Linked DNA regions of Homo sapiens: regions 1 and 2 are each linked to region 3. A link is a loop called in an ENCODE intact Hi-C map of the cell type or tissue named here. Cell type or tissue: PC-3. All regions are shown on one strand.

The links. A loop is a pair of places that touch in the nucleus more often than their neighbours do. Peaks named below come from ENCODE experiments on the same cell type or tissue, not always from the same donor. Only the 100,000 strongest peaks of a DNase experiment are listed, where the experiment ranks them.
Region 1: it touches region 3 in a loop (4-fold over the local background); 9 of 110 quality-filtered maps call a loop at or near these places.
Region 2: it touches region 3 in a loop (4-fold over the local background); 11 of 110 quality-filtered maps call a loop at or near these places.

The regions. Positions count from the first base shown.
Region 1 is chr1:172,690,073-172,692,572 of GRCh38, forward strand. No RefSeq gene overlaps it. Among named protein-coding and RNA genes, the nearest start is that of FASLG, 32 kb to the left of the region's middle. In PC-3, no CTCF peak of the experiment used is centred here; a DNase peak (open chromatin) is centred at 1,049; H3K27ac peaks cover 403 bases.
Region 2 is chr1:172,718,825-172,721,324 of GRCh38, forward strand. No RefSeq gene overlaps it. Among named protein-coding and RNA genes, the nearest start is that of FASLG, 61 kb to the left of the region's middle. In PC-3, CTCF peaks have their summits at 993 (motif pointing left) and 1,197; a DNase peak (open chromatin) is centred at 1,007.
Region 3 is chr1:172,637,707-172,640,206 of GRCh38, forward strand. No RefSeq gene overlaps it. Among named protein-coding and RNA genes, the nearest start is that of FASLG, 20 kb to the right of the region's middle. RefSeq lists an enhancer at 831-2,030. In PC-3, no CTCF peak of the experiment used is centred here; DNase peaks (open chromatin) are centred at 5, 1,305 and 2,005; H3K4me3 peaks cover 1,846 bases; H3K27ac peaks cover 2,500 bases.

The DNA.
Region 1 (2,500 bases), 52 kb after region 3:
TGTACATGGGCCCATTTGGCGATGACCGGGGTGGCTAGGGAAAGAGGCTAAGTGGTGTCCACAGAATGGGATGTCCTATCCACTTGATTATTAAACTCCTCCTCTGCTAAGGTCACCTCTGCTAAGGTGAGCACTCACATGGGATACAAATATCTTTACGGTTTTTGACCACTCAGAGAGGTCCATCCACATACCTCTTCCCCAAATTTCTTTGTCACCAATTTTCCAATCATGCTTCTTCCAAGTCCCTGAATATCCAGCTAAACTATTGGCTACAGTCCATGAATCAGTATATAATCACACATCTGGCTATTTCTCCTTCCATGCAAAGTGCACAACCAGGTGCACTGCTCGAAGTTCTGTCCACTGGGAAGATTTTCCTTTACCGCTGTCCTTCAGGAATGTCCTGGAAAGGGGTTGTAGTGCTGCAGCTGTCCACTTTCAGGTGGTGCCTGCGTATCGTGCAGAACCATATGTGAAACAGGCCGTAGTCTTCTCTTCCTCTGTCAATTGATCATAGGGAACTCCCCATGAGGCCATTGGCACAGGCTGGGGGAGAGAAGGCAGGTGGCAGGAGTGGAGAACATGGGCATTTGAACCACTTCCTCATGTAACTTACTTGCGCCTTCAGGATCTGCTCAAACACGATCATGTATATAGCACTTCCATCTGATGATGGAATGCTGCTGTGCATGACCCACTTTATGGCTAGATGGGTCAGAAAGTCTCCAGTTCATGATAGGCAGTTCAGGTCACCATGATGACTTGATGACCCATAGCTAAACGTTCAGTATCCACCAAAGCCCAGTAACAGACCAAGAGCTGCCTCTCAAAAGGAGAGTAGTTATCTGCAGAAGATGGCAGGGACTTGCTCCAAAATCCTAGAGGCCTCCACTGTGATTCACCTATGGAAGCCTGCCAGAGGTTCCAAACAGCATCCCTATCTGCCACTGAAACCTCAAGCACCATTGGATCTGCTGGGTCATATGGCCTAAGTGGCAGAGCAGCTTGCACAGCAGCCTGTACCTATTGCAGAGCTTTCTCCTGTTCTGGACCCCACTCAAAACTGAGAGACTTTTGAGTCACTCGATAAATAGGCTGGAGTAACACACCCAAATGAGGAATGTGTTGCCTCCAAAATCCCAATAGGCCCACTAGGCATTGTGCCTGTTTCTTGGTTGTAGGAGGGGCCAAATTCAGCAATTTATCTTTTACCTTAGAAAGAATATCTCAACAGGCCCCACACCACTGGACCCCTAGAAATTTTACTGAGGTAGAAGTTCCCTGGATTTTAGTCAGATTTATTTCCCATCCTCTGGCATGCAAATGTCTCACTAATAAGTCCAGTGTGTTTGCTACTTCTTGCTTACTGGATCCAATCAGCATAATGTCATCAATGTAATGGACCAGTGTGATATCTTGTGGAAGCAAAAAGTGATCAAGGTCTCTTGGATTATAACCCAAAGCCAGAGAGTTGATACACCCTGAGGTAGGACAGCAAAGGCATATTGCTGGCCTTGCCAGCTGAAGGCAAATTGCTTCTGGTGGGCCTTATGGACAGGAATGGAGAAAAAGACATTTACCAAGTCAATGATGGTGTACCAGGTACCAGGAGATGTGTTAGTTTGCTCAAGCAATGAAACCACCTCTGGTACAGCAGCTGCAATTGGAGTCACCACTTGGTTAAGCTTATGATAATCCACTGTCATTCCGCAAGATCCATCTGTCTTCTGCACAGCTCAAATGGGAGAGTTGAATGAGAATGTGGTGGGAATCACAACCCCTGCATCTTTCAAGTCCTTGATGGTGGCACTAATCTCCACAGTCCCTCCAGGGATGCGACACTGTTTTTGATTTACTGTTTTTCTAGGTAGAGGCAGCTCTAATGGCTTCCATTTGGCCTTTTCCACCATGGTAGCCCTCGCCCTACCAGTCAGGGAGCCAATGTGGGGGTTCTACCAGCTGCTAAGTATGTCTATGCCAACTATGCATTCTGGCACTTGGGAAATGACCACAGGATGTGTCTGGGGACCCATTGAAATCACTGTAAGTTGGACCTGAGCTAAAACTCCATTAATTACCTGACCTCCATAAGCCCCTACCCTTAACTGGAGGACCACAATGACGTTTTGGGTCCCCTGGAACCAATGTCAGCTCAAAGACAGTGTCTAGTAGTCCCTGAAATGTCTGACCATTTCCCTTTCCCCAATGCACAGTTACCCTGGTAAAAGGCTGGAGGTCTCTTTGGGGACGGATGGGAGAAAAATTCACTGCATAAATTTCTGGTAATGTAGTGGGGTCCTTTCTCAAGGGGACCTGGGCTCCCATTCATTCAAGGGGTTCTGGGTCTGTAAACTGACTCAAGTCTGGAAATTGATTGAGGGGCTGTGATTCTCTGTTTTTATAATTCAAATTAGTCTTTTGTCTTTTTGACCTAGAAGTTTTCTGTTTGTATAATTTAAGTAGGAATGCAGTAGGCTTCCTATCAATTTCACTTCTA
Region 2 (2,500 bases), 81 kb after region 3:
AGAGAAAAATGATGCTATCAGGCATCCAACAATAGTAGGGTGGTTGTGAAGCGCTTAGCAAAGTGCCTGACCCTTGGAAGAACTAGAAAAAGATAACCAGTGATTATTATGCTGGTGTGAATGTGGAACCACTGTTTCAGCCTAGAAGTGCCACCTCACCTTTTCTTCTTTCATCTGTAATTCCTGCCTCTCCTCTTTACCACATCTGGAGAACTGGATTCTAGCCTTGGTGCTGTGTCTGAATTGCTGTGTGGCCTTGGCCAAGTCGCTCAATTCCTGTCTGTCAAAAGAGAAGTTTGAATGAAATATGAGCTGAGGCACGTCTCCAGAAATAAAGTGGCTTTTTTTTTTCTTGGCTCCCTGGAAAGCCTTACATAAAGTCGGTCATTTGGGGAGATGTTTGCGGTTTAACTTGAAGAAAAGACTTTGAAGTCAGGCATATCTGGACTTGCTTGGCATCTGCTAGTGCTATGATAGTAGGGAACTTAATCACTCTGAGCTTCAGCCTCCTTTATGGTACAAAGAAAGGAGTGATAAATAATACCTTTCAAGCCTGACTTAAATGAATATGATAGAGTTCAAATGAGGCACAAAAATTTATACACTGGCAGAACGAATAGAACAGTGACTTGCATTTAAAAAATGTATGTTGATTATTTCATCTGCTTTCGTTTTCAACATCCTATCATTTGTCTGATGATTTCATATTTTTCCCCTTCAGGGATATTGAGATGTTGGAAAGCTAAATTGGGAGGATACCTTTGGATGTATCATGATGTGAAATCAGAGGGCACATGTCTCCCTCCCCTACCAGGCTGATGATCATCACATATAGGGCTAAATGAAAAATAAGTAAATATTCAACCAATATTAGTAAATATTCAATCGATATCCCTCCTTTTCTTCTCTCTTTCTTTTCTGGATTTTTGTTTTGTTTTTGTTTGTTTTTTTTTTTTAAATCCCTGCACATACCTTTGGCTCACTGGTTCTACCTAGTGGCAATTGTAGGTATTACTTAAGCTTGATGGTGGCATCAGTCTTTAAAGAAGTGTATGATCCTTAAAGCCGAACAGAGTCCTGAAGTTGAGATCCTGCCCTATCCCAACTGTGGAGCATCAGCAGTGAGGCTCAATGCTGGGGGAGCTTGGAAGAAACGTGTCCTGATAATGAGTGCTTGAATTCTTCTGCCAGTTGGCAGCTTAGTCAGCAAAACCAGGTTTTGGGGACTGGAATTTTGTAATACAACAGTGCTTTTTACCTTAACAAGCTGAGATGAACTGATTAAGATGAGTGTGAAAATCTGAGGGGAACATAAATTGGAGAGCAGGGGTTATTGAGCTGGTAGATGAGATTGACAAGACAGCTCCCTAGCTCCTATAGAATAGCGGCTGTTATTGGCAGGATCCTCAGGTGCAACCATGTGTCCAAACACCTGAGTGCTCTGTATTAATGTAAAAATGTTGATGATGTACTAAACCTCCAAAGACTTTGAAATAATACTTTCTATGGCATTCCTATCACTGTAGGAACAGGATAGATTATTTTACAAGTACAAACACTTCAATAATGGAAAGGATAGAATGCAGAATTGTTTTAGTTTCAAAAGACTGCAGGACTTCTTTGCTCTCTAGGTGGTAAATACAATGGAGGAAGATGTGTCCTCAGGGTTAATTCCAGCAGGCCTGGAATTAGCCTGAGGCATTTTGCTAAAGTTCCCGCATGGCACTACCCTGGTTACTGAATACTAGTGTTGCTCTGAGGAGTGTGAGGCAGTTTGTACTGGCTTGTGAGAGTAAGATTGTTGATTTGCACTTGATGTTAGTGAGCTTTCTGGAGGGCTCTGCTATTGGGTTGGTTGCATAGCAGGAATATGTGGGGTTTTTTGTTTGTTTGTTTGTTTTGTTTTGAGATGGAGTCTCATTCTGTCACCCAGGCTGGAGTGCAGTGGCACTATCTCAGCTCACTGCAGCCTCTGCCTCCTGGGATGCAACGATTCTCCTGATTTAGCCTCCTGAGTAGCTGGAATTACAGGTACATGCCACTAGAACCGAGTAATTTTTGTATTTTTGGTAGAGACAGGGTTTCACCACGTTTTCCAGGCTGGTCTCCAACCCCTGACCTCAGGTGATCCACCTGCCTTGGCCTCCCAAAGTGCTAGGATTACAGGTGTGAGCCACTGTGCCCAGCCAGGAATATGCGTTTTTGATCAGCAAAATATGTGTATAAAAGAACAACCCTCAGTTGAGATTCCATTTTGGGCTTTCTGGTTCCAAGTTGTTCCATGCATTTGTAATTGGAGAAAGTGTGTTCAGTCACAGCCTTCACAGAGCGGGTATAGTAGGAGCCTGTACCTGGTCTCCCCAGAGCCGTTCCTGTAAGTCAGGCTTTAGCCATGATGTATATCCTTATATTAATGCTGTTACAATAGTGTATCCTTTGTGTGAACCATCATCATTTTGGGTCCTGTGACTCTTCTTTGGCAGTCCAGCCCTGTTTAACT
Region 3 (2,500 bases):
ACTGTGGGAGGGCATAAATACACTGGAAGGCATGACTCATTGTAGGGGGGTGTTTTGGAGACTCATTATCTTGGTGGAATTTTTAAACTAGACATTCTGAACCTAGGCTAGAGGTTGCAAACTCATTTATCTACATGGAACTGGCAGATGATTATGAGCAAGGAAGGCCTGAAGCAAGACAATTGGGACTGGGGCAGACTGTGCTGGACTGAAGAACACAGGTGTTATTAAAGGGGCACTTACTGCTCAGCACCAGCCGACTTTGCCTTACGAGACTACAGGCCCCTTGTTACTGCATCCTCTGAATTTTTAAAGGAAATTCGGCAACCTGGGTTTTTATACAAAATATCTTAATATGAAAAACCTGTTATTGGTCAAGCAAAACACTTCTGTGTTTAGCTTGTGGGCTGCTAGCTTGTGAACACTATTCTAGATCTCCAAGGTAACATCCACACGCATTAGCACAGCACACAAGGCCCTCATGACCTGCGGGGGCTACCTTGCCTGGCAGTCCAGCCTCATTTCTCACTCCTCTCTAACATTTGTGCATTCAGCAAGTATTTATTAATGCCTCCTTGTACCAAGTCTATTCTACGTTCTGGGGATGTAGCAGAGAGTAAAACAAAGTCCCTGCCCTCAGGGGGCTTACATTGTAGTTGGAGACAGACAATAAACAAAGAATTGTGTAAAATATCAGATGGCACTAAGTACCATAGAGAAAAATAAAGCCAGGTGAACCCTAGCTGGCAGGTTGCACAACATATCTTGCTCTCTTTTCATGCTCTCTTGTCTGCCTTGAATGACTCTTTTTCCTTTCAGCTTAACTGCCTTCTACCTATTGTATCACTTGGGGGCCTAGCTTGAGGGTTACAACCTCTGACACCTGTGATCCTGCAAGTGTGAAATTGATGACCGCCCTCCTTGCTTGTAAGGTACTTGTGTCTACTCTTACCATACGGTTATAACTGTTTTTTAAAGTTTATAGTTACTTTTCCATATCCCCCACTAGATAGTGAGTAAATTGAGGGTTTCTGCATATTCTTAAATTTTCCACGGATCTTTGTTGACTAAATGAACAGTCTCTTTGGAAAGATCTTCAAGGAAGGAGCTGCTTGGTGGGAGAAGAATTCTCCTGTCCTCTGTTTTTCTTTTCCTTTTCCAATAAGAAAGTTTCTTTCCTCTGCTCTCAAAGCACAAAACTATGCATGAGGTTATTTGAAAACCAAGTAAAAGGACATGGTTTGTGTCCTGTGGTTTGGGGGCTGGTTATTCATGAGTGTGAAATGTCTTACATTTTCAGTGAGTCACAGGAATGCAACTTTACCTGGTTGTGAGACATCAATACACTCATTCTGTTTGCATATTCATACACACACTCATGCATGAAAAAAGATGAAACACGTCCTTTATATCTACAGGCTGGGACTTATCTCTATGCATTTCACTAGGCAGATAAACAGGATGCACACTTATAATCGACAAAAATCAAACACTAAAATCTACTCCTGGCACTGCTCTATATCTACCCAGTATCTTTGACTTTCTGTGTGCTGTGGTTGTGTCTGGCTTCTGCTGCCTGGGCTTCCGGTGTGTGAAGCCTCCTTTGTCTAACATTCTGAGATCCCCTGTGAGTGTGACTGAGGCTGGCTTGGTTTTCTAGAAGACCCAGGAGTGGTTCTCCCTCTGCCCTGCATGTTGCTGCCCTATGGAACAAGATGACGGCTGAATTTCTGTTGCTTGGTGGAGTACACACATGTTCCACTGCATTCTGGAACGCTTGAGCTCTCGAGCCCAGACCGCAGAGTGCTGTGGGCAGATCAGTCTCTGATCTGTCTCATCTCTGGAAACCCTGATTCTCGTTATGTCAGAGCCTCTCCAAAGGAAAGTAACCAGGGTAGAATCCTGCATGAGGAGAGGAGCAGCCTTGGGCGGCAGGTGACTGCCTGTGAAGCTTGTGCCCTGGAAGGTTGGCTGTGGATAAATATCCACCCAAGGGCATAGCATGTGTGTGCCTTGCCTTTTAAGGGAGGGCTGGTTGAGGAACAGGATGGTCTGTTGTGGTTGCAGCTCCATGAGCAGACTAAGCCAGGCTGGCAGGAATGCCCAGAGGGTTCTGAGCAAACTTAGCAACGAGGATTCAGGTCACTTACCAGATTGACCATTTCTCTTTAATTGGTAATTTTCTTCATATGATGCTTCCAATAAAATGTGCCCAAAGGTTTTGTTGTTGTTATTTGTTTAAAAATAAAGCTAAAATAAATGGAGATAATAATTCTTTAAGCCCCATGTCAAATTCAGCCTTCCCCATGAAATATTTCTTCAGTTCCCAACTCTGTTCTTTCCTCCTTCTCCAGTCTAAATATGCCATCTCTCTTCTTTAACACAGTACTAATTTGGAGTCTTCTTAAAGTGTTTCTCGCACTTTCTCTTTTTAATGTAGTTACTGTTACATAAGAACTTCTCAGCTTCAGTGCTGTTTTTCTGACCGTGGACAATCAGG